3 separate regions of the Homo sapiens genome follow, and regions 1 and 2 are each linked to region 3. The links are chromatin loops, found by intact Hi-C in ENCODE. Cell type or tissue: GM12878. All regions are shown on one strand. Each heading gives the region's core, and the rest is flanking DNA. Links, peaks and the distances in the headings are about the cores only. Region 1 has its middle 140 kb from the start of HTR2A. Region 2 has its middle 200 kb from the start of HTR2A. Region 3 has its middle 88 kb from the start of HTR2A.

Region 1 (11,140 bases), core at 3,818-6,317, 53 kb before region 3:
TTTATAAACTCTGTGTCCTTGGGAAAAAATATTTAAATCTCTCTATGCCTCAGCTTTCTCATCTGTAAGGGGAATAACATTAATATCTACTTTATAGAATTGTGGGGAGTAGTGAAATAATGGATGAAATGTGTTTAGAATAGCAGTTGGTACACAGTAAACTAATCAACTAACCAAAGCTATTATTGTAGGTATGAGAGGAAAATTAATCTGGTTGCTCTGAGAATAGTTTGGGTCCAAATCTTATTTCAGTTGCTAGATTGCAAGGTCCCTGAGCACAGGATTTATGTCTTGTTTTTGATAAGTTTATTTACCCCTTATTTTCTAGCATAGAACTGTGGCTCTAAGAGGTGTCCAATAGATGGGTTTGTGGAATTGAGTCGATTTAAAGATCGGATTGATGGGATTTGGTGACAATGGGAATGTAAAGAAAGGGAAGAGAAGGTCCAAGCATACTTTGTAAGTTTTCAGAGTGTACAGTTGGAGGAATGTGGTTACCATCTACAAAAACGAAAATTAGGAGGAGGTGGAAGTAAGAAAATGAGTTAAATTTTAGACATTTTGAGTTTGGTGGTGCATTTAGGTGCAAATGTCTAGCAGATAGTTAGAAATGTGAGATTGAGCTTGGAAGGTAAGATGGTGCTATAAATACAAATCTAAGAGCCATCTGCCTAGATGTGTGAGTTAAAATTATGGGAGTGGATGAAATGACTAAGAGAGAGAACCTAGGAAGAAAAGAAGGAAGAAAAGTGGTGGCTATAGCAGAAACTGGGAAAGACAGAGTGGTTAGAGAGGTTTTTGGAGTCAGGTTCTGGAAGGAAAAAGACAGGATTGCATTGAGCATACAAGTAGAACAGTGAGTTTTAGAAACCTAATGAGATATCACTTCCTTGATTAATTACCAATTGCATTCCATGCACAAACATTTCCAAGCTTCCAAAAAGCAACATAGCTGTGATCATCATCAACTTACTACGGAATCACCTAAACAGAAACTTTATGATAATAGTTATTTTTTTCCCCTTTCGTCAGTATGTGCTAGAGGAATTAACATTGAAATTCTGAAACGATTTATTTCATACACTTGACTAGAGCTGAACTGGGAATTGACATTCTTGCAAAGTAATAGTAAATTTTGATCTCAAATAGAGTACATTTTATTTCTGCCTTCAGCAGGAATTTACTATTTGTTAAGGTTTATATTTTTTTAGCCATGATTTTGTTTTGTTTTAATTTCATATCTTCAGTAACTTAATTTGGGCTTGACAGAAACTTTCTTCTGAGGCGAGTGACATAGTAATAGCCAGAATATTAATTGGCATGTTAAGGCAGGGGTGAAAAACTATCTGAGGGTAATTTAAATTGAAAGTACAGGAAGATGGTACTTAAGAATCCAGAAGCACAAGAACAAAATGAATTTTCTTTTCACTCTCAGCAATTGTTTAAATAAACCGTGTGGAAGAATTTCGGGGTGCATAATTTCTGACTATGCAGATAGGCTCCAAGAAATATGTTAGAAGCTTGTATTGGATGTCTGCTTTACCTAAAAGATGGCAGATATTTCACAAAGGTCTTTGTTAAATGTGAATCCATTGAAAAGACATTAATAAGATTTGCTTGGAACTATATACTGAAAAAAAGGAACTCAAATTATAGAAATTCCTTTATTATCTCATATTTAACCCACTTATTTTATTGTAACTGTAACTGTGCACTAATTCTTAGAACTAAATCAAGTATCTGAGCGTGATTTTTTTCAAACAAAAGTACTAATTAATTTATACTTGACTCTTGCAAGTTGATAATAAAGAGACATGCTTCATGAAAAAAATTGAGAGCTCCTTCAGTTTTCTCAAGGGTCTTTTAATCCTTTTGTATTCAAATGATTATTTTAATCCATTGCTTCATTTCTCTTCAATTATCAAATAGCCTAAGTCTACTATATTTTCAACTATCAGTGACTTTTCATTTGACTAACCACTTTTATTAATTTCATAAACTCTAAACTCCTTCCACTAAGATAGGAGATTTCATTTTGCAATTGATTTCTACTCTATCTGCATTTGAATTTCCAGATGCTTACAGTACCTGACATTCCACAAGGCTCTTCTACACAGATATTTTTACAATGGATGGGGGTGGTTGCTTGTGTTGTATTCAGGAAGATGCAAGAAACAGGACTCATAAGATTTCAGTTCAACAGAGGAAGGTTTTCACGTAATGACAACTTTTGCTATCTCTGCAACTGTGTAATGATAGGAGCTTGAATCATTAATACTGGATTCCACAAACCCTCAAGGCTGTTTTATTCAGGTTGAATCATCTCTGCCTCTTACCACAGAGAACTGGCATGAAAGCACAGAATAAACATCCAGAATGCACTTCAAGGCGAATATTAAAGAAGGGACTATTTTTGTGTATTTTCATGTTCAAAATAAACATGTCAGTTGAAAGTAAATTGTCACTTTTTAAATTGGGAGTAATACAGAAGTAATGTTTATTAAGTGATTCCTACGGCCCAATAATGTTTTATTTGCCTTAATTCTACTTTCTTTAATTCTCACATAATCCTATAAGACAGATACGTTATCATCTCCATTTAACACATGATAAAAGTGAGGCCTTGAATGGCTAGGAAACTTGTTTGAGGTCACAAAGTTAGTTTTAAAAAAAAATGGGAGATACACAAACTGACCTGGTTTATGTAAGAAAGGTGATAGAGTTTAGATGCAATGGCATATACAAAATCCTAGATCCTTTTTAGTATGGTCTAATTATTAGGCTACTTAAACACTGACTCGCAAATAGGGATAGTTTACTATTGGTGTTTACAGATGAAAATACCAATGGAAGTGATCTTAACCCTAGCAAGCCTAAGATGACCACTTTAAACACACACAGAGATTAGTGTATAAGAGAATGACAGATTTCTAAGAGTATGCAAAAAACATTACCCACCAGTGCAGAAACCCCCTGATTAATAAACCTTCTAACACATTTTTATGCACCACATAAGCTATGGATTTATGTTTCAAACTCAGACTAGTTTTTATTCTACAGACTAGCCACCAAGGAAGGGAAGAAATTCTGAATAATCTTTTGAAACTGGAGGTTAAACAGAGATTCCTTGGAACCATATGTTATCTAGGAGGCTATAACTAATGACTCATTTGTACTGCCTCATTTAACCAGAAAGCAATGCATTTGCCATTGTGATTTTCTTAGCCGCTTGAATGGACTATCACCAGCTAGTAGCCTGCATGACCATTGATTACTATAAATAGTGATAATACAAGCAAATAAAGCCAAAATCAGTAGCAGTAGGAACTACATCTTCATTTGTAATCATGATCACTAATAAGCTTTATGAGAAAATGATAGTAGAATATGTAGAAATATATAAACTGAGTTTAAACAGATATTTTGAGCACCAGCAACAATTATTTAAAGGCCTCTTTGTATAATAGCAATGCAAACAGTTCCTTCCCCTTAAAATCTGCTGATAAGTTGTTTTGAATAATGGGCTGAGAATCTCTGACACACTAAATTATTCTTTAAATGTTCTAAACATTTCAAAGGTTCATAATTTTTTAGTCCTCCTACGCTTATCAAGCTACTCAGTCATCAATATGAATCTAACCCTAAAGCAAACAAACAAATGAGTAAACAAAAACCTAGCAAGCCTGCCAGCCTCCCTGGATACCACTGCAGTTTTCTGGGATCTTTTCTTAAGGAGGTCTTTCAGATGCTCATTCAGTGACCATCCATGAGGTCAACAGTCAAAACAGATGGATCAATTCCAATAGAGGAAATTGTATAGGTACTCTACAAATGTCTTCTCCAATTGTCTTTTAATCTTCTATCTCAGTTTTCTTAGCTCTAAAATGGGGATAAAGATAGAACCTCCTTTACTTTGAAGAATAGATGAGTTAATACAGGTACAACACTTAAAAGAGTGTCTGACACATGGTAGACATTTGATACATTTAATCTATTTTGTTACCTAATTTTGTAACCATAAGTTGTTCTAAATCTCCAGTGATTTAGCCATATGAATACTTCAGTATGTAAAAGTCTTTTCATGAGGTCTACCTAGTTGCTCTTGAAAATATTCAAATATTCTGTAAGTAACCGCAAGTTAAGAGATAGAGGTCTGTAAGTAACACAAGAAATCTCTTTATTACTTTATGGTCACACTATAGATACAAGCATATTAGCATAAGAATACAAATGCATAACACTACATATTCACCTTTGAATGGATTCCACAGACATTATTGTTGGAATCTGTTTTGGTTTTAACAATAATGAACACCAAAAGAGATGTGAGAAGTGAGTAATCAACAAATCAACACATTAGAGGCTGTTACAGAATAAAATTAATAGTATTTTATCACATAGAAGAATGCCTGACTCTCACTAGTTTCTGAATAAATATTTTTGAGTTGAAATAATCTGAAGATAGCAGACTATAAGCCCTTTAGGGGCTCAGTAACTGTTAGGAATTAGTAACAATTGCTGATTTACCTTCCACTCATATATTTGGTATCTGCAACATCTATCAGAGTTCCTAACACAATGGCTCAAGAGAAACTTCCATTGCATGAGAGAATATATGAATAAAGAAATGAATGAATCAAGTCAATGTTTTAGACATGAACGTCTCTGCTGTGCCCTTCCTCAGTCTAGGTCTCATTCCTTCTCCCCACTTTTGTATGTCCTCTTGGTGACTGCTTCCTCCTTTCTGTCTCAGTTTTACTTTCACTGCTCTATTTGGTGTGTCATTTCTGCCCCTCTTTTAAGTCTCCCCTTAACTGATTAAATTGATGGGCTTCAGGTTTAAAAAGGAAGATTAAACACACATTTTTAACCTGATTTCCTTCTCTAAACTCCTCTAAAATAAATGTGTAGCATTTTTAAAGGCATAAATCCTCAAGGACAAACAGAACAAGAGAGGAAACAACAGCAACACAATTTGAGAAGCTAGAAATCAGATGGATAAGTGGTAAATGATTTAGCAAACCTGAAAAATCGAAAACCGAGACTGGCTGGGGAGGGAGGCCCAAAAGCTAGCCAGTGCATACCTCAAATTCCAGAAGTGTTCAGAAATTAAAGTTACCTGGTACCTCTTAAAGGAGTGTGAAGGCAGAGGTGATTGGTTAAAAATCTGTTTAAAAAGACGTTAGATACCCTGTCCAATCTCAACAAAAGTTAGAAAATGTTCTCTCTGAATAGCGTGAATTGAGGGATTCTAGGGGGCACTGGGCATAGGAGCAGGGCTGCCAAACTGAACATTGCTAGATTAAGTGAAAAATCTACTCATGGAATGATGATACTCTCATCCCCTTTCCCAACTCAGATCCCAGAACAGAGTCAGCCAGACTTGTACCTACCAGACAGGTCACTGAAAATCTTCCACAAGGAAATACAATCAACCAAAGAGAAAACAAAAAAGAAAATGGTCGAATCTATCAGGGAAAAGAAATGGTAAGAAACATAGACATTGCAGAGAAAAGAAAACAAATCAAAAATCCATATTTTTCAGACAGATGAAAGAAGATAAAACAACCATGAAAAAAAGGATATTACAAATATGGAACATTCTGGGACAAAAGAGAGATTTTGGAATTTAAAAATGCAATAGCAGAAAGGCAAAAAAAAGCCTTACAGAGAAGGTAGAAAGTAAAGTTGCAGAAATTATTCAGAAAGTAGCTGAAAAGGAGAGCTTGGAAATACAACAAAAGAGAAGCAGTAAGAAAATTAGGGAATTAGCCAAGGGACAAACATGTAAATAATAGGAATTCCAAAAACAGAAAACAAAGAAAATTAATAAACATATAAATCAAATAAATGATTCAGGAAAAAATTCCAGAACTGAAATATAAAAATTTTCAGATTGAAAAGCCTACTGAGTGCCCAGCACAAGAGACAAGAGAAAACCCAGAGAAGGACCTTCCCAGTGAAATTCCAGAGTAAAGGGAGAAAGAAGATTCCCCAGAGTTCATTCTTTAAAAGTAGGTCCTAGCCAAAGAGGAATCAGAATGACTCACTGCAATCTTGAAAGCTAGGAGACGATGGGACAATGATTTAAATATTCTCAAGAAAAAGTAATCCCAATCTAATTTTCCCTACAAAGGAAAATTATTAATTGTAGGGGTTGAAAAAAGCAAAGGTCTCAGACAACTTATTCCTGCATCCTCCCTCAAGAAACTACTGATGGGTGTGTTCTGCCTTAACAGGGATATAAAGAAAGAAAACAACATGAGATGCAGAAACCAGGGAAACTAATACAAAGAAGAGAGACCAAGGCTACCCCAGGATGATGGTGCAGGGACATCCCAGGACAAAAGCTGTGCAACTGCCTAGAGATGGCCTGGTCCTGATTCCAGCAGATGTAGAGAACTCCAAGGATGAAGTCAGCAAGAAAATTAAATTTATAGGAATATATAGTGTCTTTGAACACACAAAGTGGGGAATTATATTTCTAGCAGAGTCCTGGGGTGAATTTGTTGTTGGAGGCTGAAAGAGTGAGGGTTGCGATCAACTCAGTATACCACTGGAGGCTATGTAAGTAGCAAACTGTTTGTCATAAATGCAGAATGTTGGCAAACTGACAAACTGCGTATGCCACCCAGAAGGACTGCTGAGGGCAGTCAAGACCCAGGCACAAGTGTTTCTTATGATTAGGCATAATTGAAGCCTGTTAGTAACAATATGAACCTTTGATCAATTAAGCAGTGAACCAATCGTTACCTCCTCCCCCTGCTCTTGTTACCCAATAAATACGAAGGGCTGCCTTTGCTCACTAGAAGCAGGTAGCTCTCTTCTTCTCCCCATGTTGCCTTTCCTTAAAATAGTTTCTTTTGTCTTAAGTTTTCATTTCTACATTCATCCCTTCCTTCAGTGGTAATGACAGTCTCAAGTGGTAACAGTAGAAACTGCTATAATGATGGTCTCAAGCAGTAACAGAAGTAACTGCTGTAGTCACCATTTCAAGCAGTAACCATGGCAGTCAGCCACAATTTGTATTAGATAATAAACTAAAATGTAATTATTAAAATCAAGGAAAATATACAAGAAAGGAAATGCAATAATAGTATACTACAGGTCTTAGTTGTGAAGAAATGTCAGAGTCACGATAATATAAAATCTGAGTAAGATAAAACTAAAAGTTATCGCTGGTAGAATTAGGGAAGAATATATGTGTGGATTGGAGGAGCAAGTAAGAGGATTCTCTCTTTATCCAGCACATAGGATATTTAAATAGGAAAAAAAATCAATGTAAAAACATCAGTTATTTTACAACATGGCTATAAACACCCAAAAAAGTAGCTAAACTAGTTGAAAGTGGTTATCTTTAGGAAAAAGGAACAGATAAATAGGAAAAACACACTTCTGTGTTTTTCACTATTGACCTTTCAGAACCATCTGACTTTAAAATTACGGATATGTGCCACTTTGATAAAAATAAAAATTAAAGAAATTAAGGGAATTTATAATATTTCATTTATAACATTTTTGGCTTATTATTCATGTTTTAAAACTCACGTGGTTTGAAACAGTTGCATTTTTTTTTGGCACCTGAAAGATCACATTTTAAAAATTTAGGTGTGATCTTCAATTTATTTTCTTCCATGCAAGTTATGGGTTTGGAATAAGAATGGTGTGAGCCATTCCTATATCAGAGAGGAAATTCTCCATGATTCCCATCCGCACCCACTCTGTCCTTTGTACCCCTTCTGTTACGACCAATAGCCTAATCACAGCAACTCTAATTCTTCATAATACTTTCTAGAAAGAATATAGACTGCTAGTAGACTACGCATTGCTTGAAGACAAGGAATGTGTATTATTCACCTTGGTAACTCCAGTGCCTAGCCCAGAGCCCAGGAAGAAATAGAAGGTACTCAAAAAAAGCTCATTAGCTTAAGGAGAGGAAAGAGAAATGAGAAATGGGAAGAGAGGAGATTTTAAGAGAAAAAGAGAGGCTGGCTGCAAGTGATTGTCTGGACACTAGATATGAGTCATAGGGGAAAAGAATGTCTGAAGTTTTCAAAAATTTAGCAGTTCGGTATAGAAAGAGAAACTAGTAAAAAAGAATGAGAGAGAAGCCAGTAAACTGGAAGGAAAATAGAAAAATGTTGAGTCACAAAAGGACAGGTAGTTAGAAAGTGCTTTGAAAAGCAGGTCATGGCCCACAATGTCAATGCTGCTGAGACACCAGGTTGGATGAGGACATAGAATTACCCACAGGGTTTGGCATGCTGAGATAACGGGTGTCCTTCACAATAGCCAGTTTCAGGGAGAGCTGGAAGGAAATGCCTCATTGGGCTGATCTGTGGAAGAAGACAAGCAGAAAAAGAAGAGTCAACTCTGCAGAGGAGTTTGAGGTGAAAGAAAGCAGTTGCAGGAGGAAGATGTGTAGTCAAAATATTAATACAAATATTACTGAGGCAAATATTACTGAGGAAGGATCAAATAGAGAGATAGAAACTGGTGATGGAAGAGGAAGCAGATACCACTGCAATAATAAATCCATGAAGAAGAAGGGAGGAGTTGCGGAGAGGCTGGTCTGAACAGCAAGAATAAACCCCCATTGTAAAGAGAAGAAAGTACACCCTGTGAGAACAGAAAAAGGTGGGCTGGCAAAACTGGTGCTGGAAAAGTGAAGGAGTGCTTACCTAATTGCCTCTATTTTCTGTTAAATGTGCTGTATTTGCAGAGTGAAAGGGAAGATTTTTTGTTTTAAAATTGAGTTGTATAGACAAGGATACAATTCCAGATTATTTTTTAGAATAAGATATATCTGTCAGAGAAAAAAAAATCTAACTATAATGCCAAGCTCTGGAACATGCCTCTAGGAAATGTTAAAAGCTGCTCTAAATCAGCAAAAGAGGAAACATATAATTTAACTTTAGAGCAGAACTACTACCCAAGCAAAAATTTTAATATTTTGATCTCAAGACAATAGCCTCAAATACAAAAATTCAAGATGTGCCGCAGAACATTTAATAATGATCATTTTCAAAGTGTCAAAATAGGACAAACCATGTGTATTATATATTTACATACCTTATTTTCTTTAATTCTCATAAAAACTCTATGACATATTATTTTCCTTTTCAAAATGAGAAAACCAATGCTATAAAGGTTAACTCAAGTCCCACACCTACGAGGATAGCTGGAAATAAAAACCCTGTCTGATTCCTAAGTCCATTTCTTTCTATGACTCTATACTCTGAGGCTTGTATGGCTTCATGAAAAGCCATAATTTTTTAAATACCCATTTTAGCTAATACTCCAAATGTTAAAAGTTTCATCCATTTTAAGCTCCATTTTCAGCTTATTCAGAATTAATTATGCATAAGCCTATAGTGATACATGCCAAATTTATTCCCTTTTTAAAAATACACACTTTAATAAACACTGCTTAGGTACACACACCAAGGGCAGTGAGAGATGCGGGGAATAGAGAATAGAAGAATCTAGTTGGAAATATTCTAAGAGCAACAGACTTCATGTGGGGGCTCACATGCTTTACAATCTGTTTGCATTAAAATGAAATGAAAACAGTATTTTTTGTAAAATAGGGCAAAAGTATATATACAAGAGCACTAGCATAATGTCTGGCACATGGTAAGTGCTCAGTATATGTTAGTTTTCTTCTCTTTCCTTCGTAGCATTTTAGAAACTAGAAAGAGCAAAGAGTTAGTGTCCTAAATAAGTCCTTTAAACTAATCTATCTAAGAAACTGAGAAAATTGCTGGTGACATATTTTTGGAAGGTCTGTGGATAATATCACTGATCAGGATACCTGCCTATGTGAAATATGAGGTCACCTTGATCTCAGAGTCTACATTTCTCATAACTTTATGAAAATAACAAAATAATATATTTCAATGAAAATGATTTTCAAAATATTTTATAATAAATATTAGCTACAATATATTTTAAGGCTGTGTTGGGGGTTAACAGAACTAAGGTGAATGACCTGAATTTATGGTCCAATCTCCAGGCAATTATGAGTTAAATATTATGAGGCTAAATATAAGAGTGCAAAGAGGAAATGGGAGAATCCCTCTTTTCCTATGTGAATGTCCCAACCCATGCATCCAGAAAAGCTAGGCATGTAATATTCTTAAGCAGTGAGTAGAATGAATCTCAGAACTGAAAATCACAATGCCTGGGTACAAGGACTAGTGCCATTAGATAGTTTCACTGAAGCTCTGTGGGTGTGTTTCCCTAACAGTGAAAAGTACAGTGAAATGAGTCCCAGATTGCCTACAGTGTTATAGATAATTACTAAAGTTCCTTCCTTCACATATGTCTATGACTATATGTAAAATAAAATTGTATGTAAAGTAATGGGAATTTTAGAAATAAGCTGAGAGGCAAAAGTATTCCTTCTCCTGTTGAATTATAAAGATATTATCCTTGGGAGGCTGAAGCAGGAAAACTGCTTGAGCCCAGGCTGCAGTGAGCTATGATCACATCACTACACTCCAGCCTGGGCAACAGAGTGAGACCCTGTCTCTTAAAAATGATTCATTGATTAATTAATTAATTTAAAAGAGATTATCAACCTCATTCAATCTTCCATTAAAAAAATATGTGCTATTCATCCATGATACGCCAGGAACTGTGAGATCAATCTATCTTCTTTGTGGCAAATCATTAGTGCACAGTTGCCAGTATATGAATTATAGACCTGGAAAAGACCCTCAAACTGTCATTTGTATGTCCAGCTTTAAAGAATTATGTGATAAGTCTGAAGAAAAGCAATAAGGTGAGAAGAAAGGCATCTGGATCAATCATCACAATTTATTTCAGGAAATGCATTTAGAGAATACATTAGGACATTAGATCACCCCTCATTTGTACCCATTTATGCAGAAGGAGTGATCAAAAATAATAAAAGGAAATTACTTTCAACAATAAAGAATTATAACAACAAAAGTTTTGTAATCAAAATAGCATCAGACTTCTCATTCGCAAAATTGGATGCTAGAAGACAAGCAAAATCTTCAAATAATCAAATACATATAAAAAATTGTAATAACTTAATGAAAAAATTGTGAAGTATATAAGGACTTTAACAAACTAATTAAATGGGAAAATATGTCATGATCCTAGACAAGGA
Region 2 (11,140 bases), core at 3,808-6,307, 110 kb before region 3:
GATCTCTTGAGAAGTGTATGTAAGTGGTTGAAAAAACTACACCTCTGTAAGTGTCTAACTTAATCCCTTTAGCAACTGAGAGGATCATGATCAAGAGCAGGACTTACAAAAGATTATGTCCAAATTCTTGACTACCCAAACCCTATTCCTCCAGAATATATTCTTTATGTGCCTTATTAGGAAGAAACTCAAGAATGGAAACATTTTATATTTGTGTAACACTCTTTTACAAAGCACTTTAACATGTATTGTTTCATTTTGCTTGCTTAACAGCCCTTTGACATGGACAGGGAATACTGTCTACATTTTATAAAGAGAAACTGAGGCCCAAAGAGGTTAAGTAGTGGCCTGTCCAAAATCACAGAATTAATAAGAGAAGCCTGGGACCCAAGATCATATTTCCTAAGTCCAAATTTAGTGATGTCTCTATTCTTCCTCACTAGTTCCCTGCTCATAAAATGTCAGTAGAGAGGGGGCTATCAAAACTGATCCTTTCATTCATATCCCAAATCTCAGCATCATGCAATATGCCAGGTAGCAAACCTGTGCATGTACCCCAAATCTAAAATAAAATTGAAAAAAATTAATAAATTGTTATTTTTTGAAATGGATTCTTTCACATCTTGGATTTTCACTTTTATTTTTTAAAAGTCAGACATTTCAAGATCTTGAGACCTAGTAAAGCCTTTAAGAAATTAGTAATATCATGTTTAATTACTAGAAATGAATTTCTTCTCTTATTTGCTCTGTAATCATAAGGCATAAGTAACCTAAAAGAGCTCACTTCATGAATAGCCTGCAAGGCCGATGGGTCATCAATAAGACCCTGAATAAAGCCAACTGTTAACTGAGTGCCAGTTCCATTCTATGTAGCTTGGCATTTTTCACAAATGTGATACAAGTTTCCTTTTGCTTTATTTATCTATTTCCTTATGTAACTGACCTTAAGTGATTGTATAACAGTGCAAGACTGTGATTCAGTGCACTGTTCTTTCCTACTTAGTATTATTACAAGCTATTGGAGAAATACTGCTGATGTTCTCCGAAAAGGAAGCTTTTAATATTCCATTTAAAGATATTGTTGTGTTTTTCTGGGAGAAGGAATAAAAGATAAAAATGTAACACATGAGATTTTAAAATGCTAATCGATTTTCATGGAAAATGTTCATCTCAGGAATGTTTTCTGTGGTGAGCTAGGAAAAAAATAAGTATAATTAACACATGAATCATGCACAACAAGTGTGCTATAGATAACATGTTACCAAAGATATTGGGATGGACAAGTAAAGTCATTTTCTTAAAATTCCTAACTAAAATGACGTAAGAGGAGGAAATTAAGTCATACTCTAAAGTGCCACTGTTTTGTAAATGTAAAATAATTTTTATTGGAGTTTCTCTCTAGGGACTTAACAGTTGTACATATGAAAATACTTTGAAAACTTAAAAAAACATATTTCGCTCAATGACTACAGCATGCCATTAAAGTTACTGATATAAGTAGGAGCTAAACAATGGGTATATATGAACATAAAGATGGAAAAAAAACAGACACTAGGGACTCTAAAGAGGGGAGGTTGAGAGGGAGGGGAGGTTGAGAGGGAGGTGAGGGTTGAACAATTACCTGTTGGATACAATGTTTACTATTTGGGCAATGGGTACACTGGAATCCCAAACCCCACCATTAAACAATGTATCCGTGTAAGAAGCCTGCACGTATACTTCTAATCTAAAATAAAATAAAATTTTTTAATGTTCTCGCTATGCTTCACCAGAAAAAGAATTGCAGCATCCAGAGCAGCTGTTTATAAACCAACCAAACAACACCAGGGGATTTTTAAAAACACTAACAAAGTAAGGCCACCAACATTTTTGTTTTGTTTTTGATCTTGTGATGGCCACACATCAGTGCCGCTGTGCAAGGCTGCAGTAGCCATGACTTTCTTCTTTCCCTAAAATTTATCTGATTCCCTAAGGCAGGCACCATGGAATTGTCACTACTCCAGACTTGTATCCTGAGCTCCCAGCTTTGACAAACACTCATTTTTACCTTTTAGGCTTCCTTGGTTCTTTCCTCTTGTTTAGCAATTCCAATCTGTGAGAGATTTATTTTACACAGATTTATTTACTTTATGGCGATTGATACCATCAACAACCTCAGCCCTAAATAAAGATGCTTTCCTTTTTGCTTCACCATCTCCTGTTCATCCTATCCACAGTACAGTTACCTTATCCATTACGAAGCTAGAGTATCTGAACCATAAATTTAAGGTAATGTACATATGTTAAGAATTAGCACCTAAATAGTAATAGACAAATCATTGTCTCCTAAGAGAATCCTATCAAGTTTAAAGGAAACCCTACTTTGTATGTTTGAGATATGAATTTGGAGAGTTCTACCAAATTGGAAGCTCTACTAGCAACCAATTTTCTTTCTCCGCATATAAACTTGGGTCTCTACACAGTATGGGGCCAGCTCTATTTTGGAGCCTAAGCTCTTCTTTCATCTTCTGGCAACTCATTTGTAAAGCTGTAGATAAACTGGAAAGGCTTGCAGGAAAACAAGAAGAATGATTCATAGCTTGGATGAAATGATCAGTTAGAGGAGTATATAGGAATTTGTACATATACAAGTTGTTCTAGCAAATCTAAAGTCATTTCATAGCCACATATCTTATGAGTGAATATATGAAGAAGGCATATGAACATTTTTGATTAGTTAAAAGGAAATTAACCCAAAATAGGATTTGTCTTTATAAAAAAAAAGAAAGAAAGAAAGAAAGAAAGAAAGGAAAAGGAAAAGAAATCAAGCCACAGAAGTTCTTCCCTCGGTGCCCAAATTTGATCATATTGAGACTTACATTTTCATAGATAAAAATAAAGAAACTACTGTTAAAGAATAAAAACAAAACAGAAATACAGCATAGTATACCTGCATGTCAAGGACCCAAACAAGATTCAAACATACAATTTGTGTAAGCAAATTTCCAAATAGGCACACACACAAGAATAAACTTATCAGAATGAATAGGCAAAAAAGAGAAGAAGAGCAGAAATGCCTTATCTTGAAAATAATTCACCCAAATACATTGATACAATGTCTGAGATTTCTTAAAGTAGTCCAGGGGAAGTGAGTAGTAGAGAAAGAGAGAAAAATGAGATTGGCCATGAGTTAATAATTGACTAACCTGGGTGATGTACACATATGGTTCATTATACTCTTCTCTCTACTTTTGTGTATATTGGAAAATATCTATAAAAATATTTTTAAAATACTAAATAAATATAATGTCTAAAGAGAAATAATCTGCAGAGAACAAATAAATATCTGAAGGGAACAAAACTGATCTCTATATTTAATAGCAGGACTGGTCAGCACAGAGAATAAACGAAGCTGTTAAAATGATCTTTATACTGATTAATTTCTTTAATACCATAAAGATACCTGACCCTAATCTAGATATACAGTACCTGTATACCAACAGAAAACTAAAGATTATTAACTTTGATTAGTTCACATTAAATTAGTTGCTTAGATTGGTTCTTAGTTGTATGCAGAAATGACTTGATTAATTCATCTGCTAAGTTGAAACAATTTCAATCACCTTACTTATTTCTGAAGAATGAATGACATATGTTGAGGATTAAATCCTGAGATTAGCCTTCACACTGGATACTGGTGAGCTGGGGAAGGTCCCCAAATGCTTCTGGGATCTTTACCCCCAGCTAGTGTCCAGGCTCTTGACACTATTGTGAAAAGGAATTCAAAAATGAGTTAGAAAAGAGTGGAAGTACAGAGATTTATTGCAAAGCAAAAAGTACATACTCAAGAAAGGGAGTGCAGGCATATGCAGGAGAGAGTCACTCACAGAAGGGTTTGGAGCTGCTACCTTTATGGGTTTCTTTAACCAAGGGGTAAGATATTCGTGAAGATTCCTGGGAAAAGGTAGAGATTTCTCAGAACTGTAGTGCCACCCATTTTAACACTAACTATAGGTATTCTCAGAACTGTCATGGCGCTGTTGGGTATCTGATTTAGTATGTTAATGAACATATACTGAGGTCCTAGGTGAAACCTAAGTCAAATCAAGCACCATGTTGGGTCCAGTCAGTCTTAGCCAGCTTGGTCCACACCCTGCTTTTCAGGGTATTATGAGCCTGTAGCCTCTAGTTACGTGAAACTGCCACCTGGAAGTTTTTATTCTCCTGTGACCACCCTATATTATTCCTGTCTCATTTAAAGAGGTAAAATGTTCTATCTGCTTGTGGGGGATAATTCTGCCTGAGTATTCTGGGCTTCTACTTGTCTTACGAGCAGAGGTACAGACTGACCCTGTTACAGAATATCTTTTCAAGAATTTTTACGTAGAAACAACCTTGAAAGATAGAAATAGTGTCTCCATCTGAAGCAAAGGGCAGGCATGCTGGTTTCTCATTATAAAAGTTTTGGGTTCCCTAAACTCAGGGTTCTTCTGTTCTAACACAACCAACCACATGTGTAGGTATCATCTGGCCCTATTCACAATGCCTCGTGGGGATTCGGTCTCAGGGAACCAATATAAAATATGCTGATGTTCAGCCTACTTGCTATGCCATGAGTAATAAAGTCCTTGTTTCTGACCCAGGAGTCTCATGTCTCACATCCATGAACTGCTAACAGGATAATCTATTAGTTTTCAAGTAAGATAAAATCTCAGATTCTTCACAGATCTTGCTACTGCTAACACTGAAATGGTAAATATGTGTCTGGCATGAAAGTGACCTATATTGAAACTGACTAGGGAAAGCAAAACAAAACAAAAAACCTGCAGCTGAATTGTGAAGACTCTAGTTAAAAATTAGCAATGCCTGCCAAGAAAGCCAGCAGGTGGGCTGTATCATGCATGCTATTAACACTGACATTGTGAGGTTACCTTTTTCAGTGCTAGTTAATGGGAGATGCTTAATAAATGTTTACTAAACTGAAATCCTTGTTAAAATTCTAGGTGGATTTTAATGGATTGACTACTGAGAAGTCACACATTACTTATGTCCACAATTTTGATTTTTTAAATTCTCTTTTTAAAAACCAGAAGTTCTTCAAAAATTAAATAGGAGGGGAGAAGGCATCTTACACTTTGCATGCAAGATATAAGCACTGAAACTCTTATTTGTTAACATAGGCATTATTTAAAAAAGTTAACAGACTTTCTTCACTATTGAAATAGAACTTAAAAATTAAAATTACTACCATAAGTACTGCTTAAGTCCAATCTCATGTATTATTTCAAAATTTTTGCCAAGTTCTGATATAGTTAAAATGTCCCAATTTTCTTGGTGTAAATAAACAGCCTGGTCTTCAAAATAATTCAGAGGCAACATATTGTCTAGGGTCAAAAAAAAAAAAAAAAAAAAAAAAACCACTGGTGTTCCAACACTGATGAACCCCTGAGATGTTTTTTATTATCTGTAGTAAATAATATGTGGTTCTTCTCGATGGGTTAATGAAAAGATTTTGTAAATATATAATTACATATATGTAACCTGACTTTGGACTTGTCTGCCATTGCACTCTCTGGCATATGTTTATTTTTAAGGTAAGGAAAATCTTACCACTTTGAATCCTAACTGTCAGGAAAGCATAATACCTTTGATTAGTGATATTTTAGAGAAGTCATTATATGGGTAAGCCCCAGATAGGCTTGTGAACCTGCTTTTTCTACCAAAGGGGTCTGTAAAGGTAGAATATTAACTTATTTTAGTGGATGCAGCTCTGCATAAAAGCAAAAAGGTGTTAAGGTATTAATAGTGACAATGACCACTGAAGTATGACTTTCGTCATTTTATTCTGTATTTGACATGCAGCCATAATTAATCACTTGGAAATTGTTCTAAGCACATTATTTATTGTCTTTCATGCATATACAATAAATCCTTAGGAGAAACTCAGATTAAATAATCATGACTTGAGGTATGCTCAGGATTCTTTCTTGAGCAGCTGGGTGGATTATTTTCTGTGTTGGAGAAGATTGGAGGAGGAACAGTTGGCAGGGATGGGAGGGAAGGCATTTATAAAATACCCACATAAAGATGAAACAGGAAACATTTCAAGTGAATATAAAATATCAAAGTGAAGATACACAGCATCAAGGAGATACCTTCAATGAAGATAATTTGTCAAAATACCAATGATATCTAGAGCCCTGACAATTAATAAAATTATCTCGAGATAGGAAGAGCAAGAGAATGTGGTTCTGTACCAAGTTTTATAGAAGTCCAGTTTTAAAGTCTAGTAGGAGGAGATAAGGAAAGATGACAGATAAGTGATATCCAATAAGGTCACTGGACACCTAGGAGATGGTTCAAAGATGGAAACATTAACTTTGATGAGAGCTACTGGTAGATCATACAGAATAAGAACTTTCATTTGGAAAATGAAAGTGTCCAGTGACCTTGGAAGAAACATTTGCTGTTTATGAAGATAAGCAAGAATGGAATGACTTGAAGGCTTCAAAAAAGAGATATAGGTATGGAAATAGAATGTATAGATAACATTTCTGAGAAGTTAAACAAAGAGTAATGGTAATTGAAGGGGGATATAATATCAATGATGAATGGTATGTGACTGGAATGAAGTATTAGAGAGAAAAAAGTTGAATATGCCAAAAAGAGAGAAGACTCCTGAAGAAGGAATGTCCTTAGGATAATCAAAATGAAAGGGATTCAGAGAATATGTAGTGAATTAGCTGCAGTAGCAGAGAAAGGAGAGATAGGTGAAAGGGAAAATATATGAGTTTATTTGGAAATGGCAGGATTTCCAGGCAGGATGAGGATGTACACTATTAATGGCTTGAATTTTCATTAGTGATATATGAGATAAGGTCACTAGATAAAATGGTGGGTGGTGCTAGATGGAAAGTCTTAGGAGAGAGAGAGAGAGGATGAAATTGTCATTGCAGAGGGTAGGAGCATGAGCTTCCTAGAAAAATACAGTAGATTTGCAACAGTAGAATTTCTCAGCATCTGCAGCAAAACTTTCTTCACATGCAAAGTCTTCTTAATGGAACAAAAGATTCATTTTAATGTTTTGATTATACTCAATCCTGAACCACCTGTGATATTTAAGTTGCACTATAAGCTCGTTAGTGTCAAGAAGCAACTATTATTTTTCTGTTTCTGTATGGTTAGGGCTTCCTAAACAAGAGAGTACTAGTAGCCTGGGTTGCTGAATGGCAAACAAGTCTTGGAAGATAAAGGTAAATCTTGGAAATTAAAGTACATCTCTGGAAAGACTCGCTGGCTTATTTCTCCTGGAGTCATTTAGTCATTTGTTTACATTTAAGAGGATAGTAGGCCAAGGGACCTGGCTTTTTTTATAGAGAGGGTTTGTTTACATGCCAAGGAATAAAAGTGTTAACTCTCTCTTTCTCATTCTCTTTCCCTCTCTGAATGACAGGAGTGGCAGCTGTGCAAGTACCTGCTATGTAAGCTCCAAAATTCAGATGACACCTGTCTTCACCATGCTGCCCCATGGAGGATTGGGGCCTGGGAAATTCTCACGTGATGTTCTATAAGTAAATACTTGGTCTTTTCTCTGATCTGGAAACCTCGCGTTTTCTATCAGGATAAAATAAATGCATATAAAAATAATAGTTCGAAGTTACAAGTCTTTAGATTCAAGATCCTAGAACTCCTAGAGGCCAAGCTCTGGAGAAAGGTAAAACATACATTAAACAAGATGCCTATCTTAGGGAGTCTGTGTTGCTATAACAGAATATCATAGATTGGGTGATTTAAAACACAAATATTTGTTTCTCCACAGTCCTAGAGGATTCCAAGTTCAATATCAAGGTGCTGGCAAATCCAGTGTCTGGTGAGGGCTTACTCTCTGGTTTACAGATGACCAACTGTTTGTTGTAACCTCACATGGCAGACAGTAGAGAGCTCTGGTCTCTTCCTCCACTTATAGTGACACTAATACCATTTAGGAGTGCTCCACCATCATGACCTAATTAACCTCTAAATGTCCTGCCTCCAAATACCATTAACCTTGGAGATCCAGACTTCAACATATAAATTTGGGGGGGACACAAACATTCAGTCCATAGCATGCCTTTCATAATAAGCAATTGAGTACTGAAGTCTTAGCTGTTTTTCCCCCTTCCAGACAGATGGCTCTATATAGCCATTGCAAGTGGCTTTTAAAAAAATCTTTAATTTCTGAAGTTCTGAGTAAGCTTTCTAGTAGTCCAAATTTTTAGCTTATATTTTCTAATAAGCACCAGAAATTGTAACATCATGGATCATTTTTATGTTGTTGCTAATATGATAGTACTAAAATGATATGTGTTAGGGTTGTTGTTTATTGTGGGAACATTATTATCAATATAACATAATATTGAGTGAAATTCTTCCTGTTGCCTTTAAATTGGTGCAAAGCTTTCTAAAGCTGAGAAAAAGATGTGTCCCCCACTTGGAGCTAATCAGAAGACAGAAACAGACCTATCAACATGCCCAGAAAAACATTTTCATCTTGTGAACTTTCCTTTCTAATTAGGAAGAAATATTATAAAGAAATAAACAGGTATGGTGCCCCTGTATCTGCAGTTTTGCCTTCCAAGTTGTCAGTTACCCACAGTCAACTGCATTTCAAAATATTAGATGAAAAAGTCCAGAAATAAGCAATTTGTAAGTTTTAAATTACACTCTGTTCTGAGTAACATGATGAAATCTCACACCGTCCTGCTCCATTCTGCCTGCGATTAAAATCCTCCCTTTTGTCCAGCATATTCAGGCTGTAGATGCTATCTGCCTTTTAGTTATTTAGTAGTCATTTCAGTTAAAAGATTGACTGTAGTAATAGTTCAGTGCTTGTGTTCAAGTAACCTTTATTTTACTTCACAATGACCCCAAAGTACAGAAGTAGTGATGCTGCCAATTTGAATATGCCAAAAAAACCCAAAAAGCGCTTCCTTTAAATGAAAAGATGAAAGTTCTCAACTTGCTAAGGAAAAGAAAAATTGTATGCTGAGTTTTCTAAGATTAACAGTAAGAACAAATCTATCTGTGAAATTGTGAGAAAGGGAAATCAATTTGTACTAGTTTTGCTGTCACTTCTAAGACTGCAAAAGCTATAGCCACAGTGTGTGATAAGTGCTTAGGTATGCTGGAAAGGCACCAGGTGCAGTGACGCATGCCTGTAATTCCAGCTACTCAGAAGGCTGAAGTGAGAGGATCCCTTGAACCCAGGAGTTCAAGGCTGTAGTGAGCAATAATCACAAACCCTGCACTCCAGCCTGAGTGACAAACAAACAAAGTGAGGCCCCTCCTCTTTCTCTCAAAAAAAGATAAAGATGGAAAGGCATTAAATTTGTAGGTGGAAGACATGAACAGAAATGTGTTTCAATTGATAGCGATTGTGGTCAGTACCATCCTCAGTTTTAGGCATCCACTGGGGGTCTCAGAAGGTATCCCCCATGAGTAAAGGTGGACTATTGTATTATGATTTAAAAAGCAAAAACAAGACTCTGTGTCTCCAAAGATGAAGTCTTTTATTCAAGGTACTGCTATGTTTGGCCTCCTCTGCAACCCTTTGTGCAATTTTTCTGCTTCTTCAATTCTCACCAAAAAAATGTTGACTCCTTTGCTTTAGCAGCCTCTTATCTCCTGCTATAGTTTGAATGCCTCCTCCAAATTCATGTTGGAATTGAATTGTCATTTTAACAGTGTTGAGAGGCAGGACATGCAAGAGGACCATAATTAATGAATGCTATTATAGTGAGAGCAGGTTAGTCAACACAGGAATGGGTTCCTGAAGAAAAGGATGTGTCCAGCTGGATTTCGATTCTCTGCCTCACATGCTCACTTGCCCTTCCACCTTTAGCCATGGAGTGGCACAGCACAAAGGCCCTTCTCAGATGCTGGTGCCATGTGCTTGGATTTTCCAGCCTCCAGAACCACGAACCAAATAAACGTCTACTGTTTATAATATAAATTACCCAGTCCCAGGTATTCTGTTGTAGCAGCAGAAGATGGACCTATCTTAGCAAACCTCTAATGAAAAATAATTAAATTATTTAAAAGCTGCTGAAATAAATTCACTTAGAGATTAAGTATCTCCTTAAATCTGCTGACAGATTTAATATTAATTGCAGATATACCTCAAAGTAAACTTCTCAGGGATTATACTCAGAAGCAATCCATTCTCAACCTACTGATGATGTACTTTTAAAGCTTCTCTCATAGAATCTGAGTTTGAGATACTTTTACATCATCTAAAACAGCTATCTACCAAAAATTTACAATATTCTTGCAGATGGGCATGCAGCCTAAACAAGTAAAAAGGGTTTCTTGTCTCATAAATCCACTCATTCCAACACTGGCTCTCTAAGAGTGAGAAAATTCTCCTTGATATGAACCAAAATTCACCTTCCTATAAATTACATCTATTAAGTCCAGCCTATGGATCATAAAAATTCTTTTTGTTCATCCACTAGACTTCAAATAACTGAAGGTCATTGTCATGTCTGTTTTAGTCTCCCTCTTTAGTTAGTGATTCTAACATCCAAATCAGTGTCTCTTCATGCTCTTTTGATCAAAGCTTTCTGTGCCTTGGACTCATCCAGTAATGTCTCAGCGCCCACCCCAAGACCAAACTCTAGAGCACCATCAGCATCTCACCTGTTTTATGCTACAGGTATTATAGACACATTGCCTTAGACCTATGAGCTTTACAGATCTGGGCGTCGATAAAAGTGAATTACTGGCTTCAAAGTATTAAAACCTAAAAGTTGAAACTAATAAAAGTTTTACTGGATATACATAAAACATATTATGCCAATTCATTACTTATTAAATTTAATATTCATCAGAAAATTATTCCAGATAAAAACAATCTGTAGGTTTGTGTTATTTTAACTTCTCAGTAATTCCCAAGTATGTATGATGATTGCAGAGAAATTAGAGCTAATCATAACTTAAATGAGTTAGGTAGCTGAAGTGCTTCAAGAGGGAAAATCATAAAAATCTTTCCAAAATATAAGCAACGTGTATTTAAAATATGAGTGATATTTGCATTTTAACTGAAAGTCAAGGATGTCAACAGAATTATAAAGGTCTGTGAGGGGTCTTAGAAATGACCCTTAACATTATAAACAACCTCCCT
Region 3 (11,140 bases), core at 5,739-8,238:
CTTCTTGCCCCAGGACCTTTGCATATGAGGCTCCTTCTTTCTGGAAACTCTTGTTACTCCTCTTCGCTTCTTCATTCCTCAGGTTTTCTAGATCCCACTGAGTAGGTCAAATCCTTTCCTTATAAGCATGCCAATATCTTATCTCTCTTCTTTGTAGTAATCGCCATTGTTGCAATTTCGTGTAACATTATTTGATGAATATCCACCTCTTCTACCAGACTATAAATGCCCTAAGAATAGAGGAGTTCAACTGTATTCATTTATCCCCAGCACCTATCAGTGTTGCATACAAAGTACTTGTTAAATGAATGATTGAATTGAAACACTAGCAGTTTCCAGACCAACAATTTGGGAGTATTTTGGTGGTAGTTATCAGTGTTACTGATATATTGTTTTCCTTTCCCTTTTTCATGGACTGAATGTTTATGTTTCCCCAAAATTCATGTATTAAATCCTAACCCCCAGTGTGATGGTATTATTGATAGAAGGTGGGCATTTTGGAGATACTTGGGTCATGAGGGTAGAGTTCTCATGAATGGGATTAGTGCCCTCATAAGACAACACACAGGAGCTTGTTCGCTTTCTCTGCCATATAAAGACACAGTAAGAAAATGGCCATCAGCAAGCCAAGAATTGGGATTTCACCAGAACCCAATCACACAGTCATCCTGATCTTGGACTCCTCAGTCTCCAGAACTCCAAGAAAAAAATGTTTAAGTGATCCAGTCTGTGGTATTTGGTACAGTAGCCTGAGCTAAGACATCCTCTGAGCACATTGTGCTGTTCTTATGGTTAGATGATGACATATGACTAGTTCTAGCCTTATGTTATAAATGGGTAGAGCATTTGAATTGTCAGTGAAGACTAAGTATTCTTTTTCCTTTTTTGATTCCTGTAGTGATTCTGGAATTACGTGTTGAAAAGAGCTATCACAGCCTTAGTCATTGAGTGAGGATAGCAGAGAGCAGAGACTCCAGGCAACGTAGGTGAGAAATAGCCCATTACTTTTTGAGCAATGAGATTTTAGCATTGTTGCAGCAACATAACCTAGCCAACCCTGAATGCAGCAGAAAATGTTACTAGGAAGATGGTAATCCATATCATACAATGGTGACACACTTGATAAAAATTATTTACCTATGATAATTTGGAAAGCAGATAATATACTTAGTGAACTTTTATCTCTAGTAGAAGTAGTTTGGAATCAGAAGAGTCATATGTGCTCACTGCTATTGGCTTCATTTGACAAGGTGTGTTAGTTTCCTAGAGCTACCATAACAAACTACCACAAGCTTGGTGGCTTAAACAACAGAAATTTATTATCTCATGGGTCCAGAGGTTAGCAATCTGGGATCAAGGTGTCTGCAGTGTTGGTTCCTTCTGAGGCCTGTGGAGGAGAATCTGTTCCATGCCTGTCTCCTACCTCCTGGTGGTTTGCTGGCAATATTTGGGATTCCTTGGCTTGTAGATGCATCACCTCTTTCTCTGCCTTCGTCTTCACATGGTGTTCTGTCTCTGTACACATGCCTGTCTCTGTGTCCAAGTTTCCCCTTTTTTATAAGAATGCCAGCCATAGGCCAGGCGCAGTGGCTCACGCCTGTAATCCCAGCACTTTGGGATGCTGAGGTGGGCAGAGCACAAGACCAAGAGAACAAGACCATCCTGGCCAACATGGTGAAACCCTGTCTCTACTAAATATACAAAAATGAGCTGGGCATGGTGGCGTGTACCTGTAGTCCCAGCTACTTGGGAGGCTGAGGCAGGAGAATCACTTGAACCCTGGAGGCAGAGGTTGCAGTGAGCCAAGATCACACCACTGCATTCCAGCCTGGTGACAGAATGAGACTCTGCCTCAAAAAAAAAAAAAGAATAACAACCATATTAGATTAGGACCCGTCCTACTGATCTCATTTAAAATTGATTACCTCTGTAAAGATCTATCTCCAAATAAGGTCATATTCTGAAGTACTGGGAGTTAGGACTTCAACATACCTTTTTTGGGAGGATAATTTAACCTGTGACACTTGATATTACAAGAAAGAGATGAAACTGGGAACGAATTAGTCACATTGCAAGCAAAAATGTAAGGGAATAGAGTCCACAAATGCAGGAGCTTCTAAGTTAGGAAGAGACGGCCGGCTCCCAAGCCCAAAGTGTAAAGAAATGTCTTGAATAACAAATGCCAATTAAAACTCTCACCACAGCAAGAATTAAATGAAGGGATTAGCTGCCTCACCCACAGTCAAAAATCTCTGAATGGATTTCACTGGCACCCAGAAATTGCGTCAGTTGGAAGAAAATGGTGCAGCAAAAAATAGACTAAATAAATGGTTCTGCCAAAGAAGCCTGATAAGCCCAGAGTATCCACAATTAAGTAACGGACAGGAATGGGGTACAAAATAAGACATGTGTAACAAATCTAGAAAAATGTCTAGGAAAGAACTATGGGTGTGGTTACTGGCACATGTTAGTGTCTGAATTAAAATAAATAAAAAGCTAAGTTATTGGGAGAACTGAATTGCCAAAAAAATAATTAAAGACTATGAAACCTATAAAGAACTTAGGAGTCCCAAACATCTACGGGCAAGAAGTAAGCTGAGAAAGCTACTAACAGCATAAGAGACTACATTCCCAATGCCTACTTCATATGGAACCAAAGAGGATATTAGAACAACAAGAACCTCCAGAGGGTAAAGCCAAGGGCTATGGGGATGAGTAGAGTGGGAGCTGCACCCAGGAAGTATAATCAGTAATAGCCTCTATCTCCTGATTTACACCCACACCTGATGTACAGGCCACTGCCATCCCCTACCTCTGGTTGGAGTCTACTAAGCATCATGCAAGAGATCTCAGACTTTGAGCCTGATGCCATGACTAAATGGGATTTTTGGGTTGTGATCCTCAGGGAGGGGTGACTATACCTCATATACAGGTAGGAAAGCAAGCAAAATTATTTAAAAATATGGGCAGAATGCAAAAGTTACTGATGCTGCTGATATCCGATTACCATTTCTTCTAGGCAAATGGAAAACAATTTCCTGGCTCTTTTTTGTGAAGGTGGGGCCATGATACCAGTGAGCAAAAGTGATGTGCTCATTTCCAGGCTAAGTATTGGTTTGCTGGTGTAAGACCCTCTAAAGTTCTTTTCCTGCTTCTCACACTATGCTGATCCTGGAAACTCATGGTAAGCTGAGAGACACCCATGAGACTGAGTTCCTGAGTGAGAATAACACAGAGCAGAACACCCAAACCAACTCGGGATGAACATGTAGCTTGAGAAATAAAAAAATTGCTTTAAAAATAAGAGATTTTACTCTTACCGTATAATCCAGGAATTGTGCTCCTTGGTATATACCCAAAGGAGTTGAAAATGCACTTCTACACAAAAACAAGCATGCAAGTGTTTATAACAGCTTTAATCATAATTGCTGAAGCAATCAAGATTTTCTTCAATAGGTAGATGGATCAACTGCAGAACATCCATGTAATGAAATAGTATTCAGCACTAAAGAAATGAGCTATGAAACCATGAAAAGACATGGAGGATTGGTTCTTAAAAAAAAAAATTTGACGTCTGTTACTGAAGCATAACCTACCCACCCTATTATAACTCATACGGCACTAAGAAATCATTTAATTGACAAAATAACCTCACAAAGAAGGAAAAACAATGTATGTGAATTTGTAATAGGCAAAGCTCAAATGTATAGCATCTACTTTTTAGTTCAGAAGGAGTACTTGAATACAAAAAAAAGTTATAAGTAAATAGTGTAACAGTAGTTAGTTTTCCAAGTGAAAGGGCTCTGAAAATTAATATAGTCCACATTTTAAAAAAAACTTTCATAACTCTTTTTTTAACCTATATTGGATGGATACGTTTTGAAGATCTAAGGTACAGCACGGTAACTATATTTATATGATACTGTATTGTATACTTGAAATTTGCTAAGTGAGTAGATCTCAAATGTTCTCATCACACACACAAGGTAACTATAAGAAGCTGTAGAAATGTTGATTAGTTTGATTTTTATAATCATTTCATACTGTGTACACATCAAAACATCATATTGTATACCTTAATTCTTATTTTGTTAACTATACCTCAAAGCTGAAAAGTAAAAAGCACTTGAACTAAACTTGATCTTTTATGTATCACAAAAATACAGGCTCAATTAGCCCCAGTAAGTCATCATTTGTTTTTACATAAATTACAATGAGTCAGCCAGCTGTGCTGTCTCAAGCCTGTAATCCCAGCACTTTGGGAGGCCGAGGCAGGCGGATCACTTGAGGTCAGGAGACTAGCCTGGCTGACATGGCGAAACCCCATCTCTTCTAAAAATACAAAAACTAGCTGGGCATGGTGGCACACACTTATAATCCCAGCTACTTGGGAGGCTGACGCAGGAGAATCCCTTGTACCCGGGAGGTGAAGTTTGCGGTGAGCCGAGATCATGCCACTGCACCCCAGCCTAGGTAATAAGGCAAGACTCCATCTCAAAAGAAAAAAAAAATTACAATGAATCATTTCAACTCTTGAAATTTTCATGAATCTAAGCCAATATTTCTCAAGGAGTATGGATCAATTGTATTACAAGAATCTGAAGTATTTGTTAAAAATGCAGATGCCCAGGCTCCATCCAGCTTCACTGACTCAGAATCTTTACAGATTGGGACCCAGGAATCAAAAGTTTATCCTGTGTCCAGGTTTGAGAATCACTGACCTAGGTTCTGTATAAAATTATAAGGCTCCATATAATAAGCCTTTAAGATGCTAGTTTAAGATATCAAATAAGCACATAAGCATTGCATTCACAATTAGTGTAACATAAATTTACACCCAGAATAACATATCTGAGGCCTTTTCAGGACTCCATCATGCTTCTAACCTTTGAGCTGTAGTGAGCTGCATGATTGTTGTATAATAAAGTGGCTCAGAGTAAGGCTTAATAACAGAATGAAGTTCAAGTAAAAACATCTTAAATGGATTTCCATTTTTCCTAATGCAAAATTTAGCTAATTCTGAGTTCGAATTGTCCTCCTACTGCCCACGTTTCCCACAGGAAGTGGACAGTATAACTTGAGGTGATGAAGCTTTGCAGTTAAGAAACTGATGGGAAACATAACAAATTTCAAGATGTTTAAGTGGTTCTTTGGGGGAGAACTCACTGTCATGAAGAATGCAAATGAAAACAGAATAATAAAATGCATGTGGAACTATTTATCTGTTTGTTCCTAAGAATAAGAGATTTTTTTATTCTTGGTATTTCTCCTGGTAATTTTTATTCCATAACTCACATTTCTGGTTTTTTTAAATGAATTTATCAACCAAATGTGATTAGGTACAGGCATGTTTTGTATCTGCAGAATCCAGGAACAACCTCTACCATTCTTATAAATCAAAGATTGGTGAGCTATCAGTACTATGGTCTGAGTATAGGGAAATTCAACTAATACATTTTGTATAAAACCAACCAGAGGCAGGAATAGGCTGTTTATAATTTAAAGAGATTCATTCAACCTATACTGACCTTTCCTTCTCTATGATATTTAAATTCACATACAACACACTTGATACTTCTCTAATAGTTACATATCTGTTAGTTTTTCTCCCCAAATTATTCAATGTTTTTGAGAGGAAACAGAATTGTTTGAACTACATTTAATGAACAAATACATTTCTCTCAAAAGACTATCAGTGCCAGGCATGGTGGCTCACACCTATAATCTCAGCACTTTGGGAGGTCGAGATGGGGAGATCACTTGAGATCAGGAGTTCGAGACCAGCCTGGCCAACATGGCAAAAACCCCTCTCTACTAAAAATACAAAAATTATCCAGGCTTAGTGGCACACACCTGTAATCACAGCTACTCGGGAGGCTGAGGCAGGAGAATCGCTTAAACCCGGGAGGCAGAGGTTGCAGTGAGCTGAGATCATGCCAATGCACTCCAGCCCGGGAGACAGAGTGAGACTGTCTCAAAAAAAAAAAATGTTTATTGAAGTTCCGATGAAAATTAATTTGGAGTAATTGAGGCAATAGAGTGAGACTCTGTCTCAAAAAAAAAGAACATTAAAATTAATTTCATACTAATTAAATCTAATGTACAAACTAAACTTAGTTTCACCTCTAATTTAGTCTTTACATATATGATTCCCAAGAAAAATACCACAGGTTACAGAAATCCAACTATTTCAGTTTCAAAGGGGGAAAAATAAGCTATTATATGACAAGCTAGTCAACAGATTCCTAAATCAGCCAGTTATTACTGATGTTATTCTTTTCAAGGGAAAGTAGACTATGCCAAAATTTTCAAAAATACAAATGTATATTTAATCCAAAATAACACTGCAATGACAATGATCTCAGTACCTCAGGATATACTCAGTAAATAAACACTTTCTGGCTGATGAATAGGTGCAGAGGTCAATAATGTGCTCCTAACAGGACTGCTCTTACATGAAAGGCATGATTCACAAGAGGAAGTTCCTGTTACTACACCCCAAAGGGTTCTCAAGGCCTGAATGCCTTCCTAGAGATACTTGTGTTTGCATGCCAAGCCATCACATAAAACTGAAAGCACAGAAAAGGTCTCACAGGTGTCTTAAAGATACAAGTACAGCAGGACAGCAGAGGTGTAGTGAGCTGGTAGCTGGACTCGGGATCTGGAAGATGGAAACAAAGAGTATAGGGTATGCCATAGGTCTCAATATTATAATGTTGGACAAAAGCCTGTGGTTGAAAAGATAATGAACATGCAGTTTAGTGACCAAAATAAGGGAGTGAATGTACGGAAAAACATTTTTCACAATGCCTACCTTACAGCATGTGCATGATAGGTGGTTTTTTAATGATTTTGTAGTATATGGGATCAGAAGCCCTGTCTGCAAAACTCCATACAAGGTCCCTCTCTCCCTGCCCATGACTACCAGCCACATTCTGAAAGGAATGGGTATGATGACCTGCAGGGGGATCGATGCCAGATACTAACAAATTATACCCCAGTGAAAATTCAGCAGAAGAGAGGAGTTCAAGATGGGAAAATCCCTTCTCATTTGGACCCACTTGGTCTCTGCAAAAAGCCATTCCTGCCACCAGCACCCAGTGGGCTGTGCTGTTCATGGGGGATACACAGCCTGGTGCTAAATGGAGCGCTGCTGCTAAAATCAGCTTATCACAGCTCTGCTCTTTTCTTCTTTTGACCAAGCTTGCATCACAGGGACCACAACAAAGAAAGGGCTTCCTGCATTTTGCAGAAGTGAAAAAAGATCAAAGATTCAGTCTGGGACAGACCTGAGAAGTTCAGTGGCCACATATACAAAGCCAAAATCGATGTACAGTCAGAGAAGGGAACCTCAGATTTGAGATTGAGACTGTGATGAAAAGTCCAGGCAATCAATCTAGGTCTGATAAATCAGTTTCCTAATTTTACAGACAGGAAAACCATATTTGAGAACTATTCCCACGTGCCTTCACCAGCCAGTAAAAGAGGGACAAGAACCCTACCTACCAGGGCCCAGTGCCAACATCTGTTCTGCCACAGTGCTATTCCTCAGAACAAGGGTTAGTGAACACACCTGGCTAGGGATGCTAAGGGCTAAGGCAAGTTCTGGTGAAGCTTCCCTGAACTTCCTGTTCCAAAACCAATCACCCTCCTCCATCCATGTAAAAGGGAAGGACACCTATTTCTAATTTCAGACCTAGCTCCCTCTATACTTTTACTCACCCCTTCTTACTGCCTTACACCAGGGAAACCCTATATTGCATAGATACACATCTATATATAATGTTGTAATTATTATTCTATGTCTTTTCAAAAGCAAAGATAATTTGTTTTAAAAAGGCAAAACTATGGAGACAGTACAAAAGCTCAGAGGTAGCTGGGGTTTGGGGATAGGGAGGAAGGAATAGGCAGAGCACAGAGGATTTTTAAGGCAGTGAAAATACTCTGTATGATACTTTAATGGTGAACACATGACATTATACATTTATTCAAACCCATAGAATGTACAACAGCAAGAGTGAGCCCTAATATAAACTGTGAACTTTGAGTGATGATAGCGATATGTCAATGTATGTTCATTGATTGTAACAAATGTACCACACGGGTGGGGGGTGTTGATAATGGAGGAGGCCAGCAGGGGAGGGCAGTGGGTATATGGGATGTCTTTGTACCTTCTTCTCAATATTGCTGTAAATCTAAAACTGCTTGAAAAAAGTAATCATCCACATTATGAACACTAATATCATGAATCACTGAAAAACTCACAGGTTTTCCTAAACCAGGGGCTTCAATAAATCAGTTCGCATTTAACATATCTATCTTCAGGTCCAAAATTTAACATGGTTCATTTGTTTATTTTCTACCTTTCACAGGAATTTGGTACAGATAGGTGGGAGGAGCAACAGATGATGGCAGTTCCATTGGATACTATATTCTTTTTAAAAAAGAAAGTAGTAGAAAATACTTAACATAAAATCTAGCCTTTTAGCAAATCTCAGTGTACAGACAGAACGGTGTGGTTTACTATATGCACATTGTTGTAGGGCAGTTCTCTTGAACTTATTCATTTTGGATGACTGCAACTCTGTATCCATTGAACAGCAATTCCCCATTCTCCCCACTCCTGGAAACCATCACTCTACTTTCTGCTTCTATAAGTTTGACTGTTCTAGAAACCTCATCTAAGTGGAATCATGCAATATTTGGCCTTTTGTGGCTCACTTATGTCACATAGCGTAAAACCCACAAGATTCATCCATATAGCGTGGGACAGAATTTCCTTAAGACTAAATAATATTCTATTATGTGTTTCTATTTCACATATTCTCAATCCATTCATCCACTTACAAACATGTAAGTTGTTTCCACCTCTTGGTCATTGTGAATAGTGCTGCAGTAAGCATGGGAGTGCAAGTATCTATCTGAGGCCTTGTTCTGAATTATTTGAATACCTGGAGTGGGATGGCTGGATCATATGTTAGTCCTAGTCTTTTTTGAGGAAAGACCCCACCATTTTTCATAGAAGCTACACAATTTTACATTCCCAAAAACACACAAGGGTTTCAATTTCTCTATATCCTGATATTCGTTATTTGTTTTTTATAATGGCCGTCTTAGGTGTGAGGTGATATCTTGTAGCTTTTTCATTCCTTAGGGATGTTAAACACTGAGTTTTAGGAGTTTATTATATATTTTGGATTATTAATCCCTTATTAAACACATGGTTTGCAAATATTTTCTCGCATTCCATAGGTTGCCTTTTTATTCTGTGGACTGTTTCCTTTGCCATAAAGCTTTTTAGTTCGATGTAGTCTCACTTGCCCATTTTGGTGTTGTATCTTGGGCTTTTTGTGTTACATTCACATTTGGTGTCACATTCAAGAAATCCTTGCCAAGACCAATGTCATAAAGTTTTTTTCCTATGTTTTCTTCTAGTTTTATAGTTTTAGGACTATGTTTCAGTCTTTAATCCATTTTGAGTCTATATTTTGTATATGGTATAAGGGTCCAATTTTATTCATTTTTGATTGACAAATAATAATCGTGTATATTTATGGGGTACAAAGTAATGTTTTAATCTATATATACATTGTAGAAAGATTACACCAAGCTAATTAACATATCCATCAATTTCATTATTTTCAACATGGATATCCAGTTTTCCCAACACTATTTGTTGAAGAGACTATATTTCTCCCTTGGTGATTTTAGCACACTTGTCAAAGATCATTTGACGGTATATGGATGTGTTTATTCCTGGGCTCTTGATTCTGTTCCATTGCTTTATATGTCTGTTTTTATGCGAGTAGCATACTGTTCTGATACTATAGCTTTCTAATATATTTTGAAGTCAGGAAGTATGAGGCCTCTAGTTTTGTTCTTTCTCAAGATTGTTTTGGCTATCTGGGACTCTTTGGAGTCCCATATGAATTTTAGGATTGTTTTCCTATTACTGAAAAGAAAAAAGCATTGGAATTTTAATAGGGAATGCATTAATTCTGTAGATTACTTTGGGCAGGATGAGTGTTTTAACAATATTAAGTCTTTCAATCTATGAACACAGGATATCTTCCCATTTATTTGTATCTTTAATTCCTTCCAGCCATGTTTTTAAAATTTTCGGTGGATAAGTATTTTTATCCCTGGTCAAGTTTAGTCCTGATTATTTTTTGATATTGTAAGTGGAATTATTTTCTTAATTATCTTTTTCAGATTGTTCATGTCAGCATATAAAAAGAGCTTATTTTATATGTTGATTTTATATCTTACAACTTTGAATTTATTCAACAGTTTGTGTGTGTATGGCAGAGTTGTTTCTACATATAAGACATCATCTGTGAATAGAAATAATAAATATTACATCTTCCTTTCAGATTTAGATGCCTTTTATCTCTTTTGTTTAGCTAAGACTTCCAGTACTATGTTAAATAGAAATAGTGAGGATGGGCATTCTTTTCTTCTTCCTGATCTTAGAGAAAAAGCTGTTAGTTTTTCACTATTGAATACGTCTGCTGTTTGTCATATATTGCCTTTATAATGCTGAGGTAATTTTCTTTTATTCCTATTTTTTCAAATGTTTTTATTAATCTTGTAAAGGTGTTGAATATTTTCAAATGTTTTTACTGCATCTATTGAGATGATCATGTAATTTTTATCCTTAGTTCTGTTCATGTGGTGTATCATATTGATTGATTTTTAAATGTTGAACCATCCTTTCATCTCAGGGAAAAATCCCACTTGGTCATGGTACATGATCCTTTTGATGTACCATTGAATTCAGCTTGCTAGAATTTTTATGAGGATTTTTGCATCTATGTTCATCAGAGACAGTAGCCTGGAGTTTTCATTTCTTGTAGTGTATTTGCCTGACTTTGCTATCAGGATAATCCTGGCCTTTGAAAAGTGTATTTGGAAATATTCTATCCTCTATAATTTTTGGAAGAGTTTGAGAAGGATTGATAGAATTATTCAGTTAAGTCAACTAGTTCTGTGTTTTGCTTTGTTGGAAGATTACTGATTCAACCTCCTTACAAATTATAGATTTATTCAGATTTTCTATTTCTTCATAGCTCAATCTTGACAGTTTTATATTCCTAGGAATTTATCCATTTCTCCTGGATTACATAATTTAGTGGTACAT

The links. A loop is a pair of places that touch in the nucleus more often than their neighbours do. Peaks named below come from ENCODE experiments on the same cell type or tissue, not always from the same donor. Only the 100,000 strongest peaks of a DNase experiment are listed, where the experiment ranks them.
Region 1: a loop joins it to region 3, with 3 times the contacts of the local background. A loop is called at or near these places in 2 of 110 quality-filtered maps.
Region 2: it touches region 3 in a loop (3-fold over the local background); 2 of 110 quality-filtered maps call a loop at or near these places.

The regions. Positions count from the first base shown.
Region 1 is chr13:47,030,428-47,041,567 of GRCh38, reverse strand. No RefSeq gene overlaps it. Among named protein-coding and RNA genes, the nearest start is that of HTR2A, 140 kb to the right of the region's middle. RefSeq lists an enhancer at 4,716-4,815. In GM12878, for the core only: no CTCF peak of the experiment used is centred there; a DNase peak (open chromatin) is centred at 4,767; H3K27ac peaks cover 1,088 bases.
Region 2 is chr13:47,088,613-47,099,752 of GRCh38, reverse strand. No RefSeq gene overlaps it. Among named protein-coding and RNA genes, the nearest start is that of HTR2A, 200 kb to the right of the region's middle. In GM12878, for the core only: no CTCF peak of the experiment used is centred there; a DNase peak (open chromatin) is centred at 4,782.
Region 3 is chr13:46,979,448-46,990,587 of GRCh38, reverse strand. No RefSeq gene overlaps it. Among named protein-coding and RNA genes, the nearest start is that of HTR2A, 88 kb to the right of the region's middle. In GM12878, for the core only: no CTCF peak of the experiment used is centred there; DNase peaks (open chromatin) are centred at 6,517 and 7,227; H3K4me3 peaks cover 1,023 bases; H3K27ac peaks cover 2,379 bases.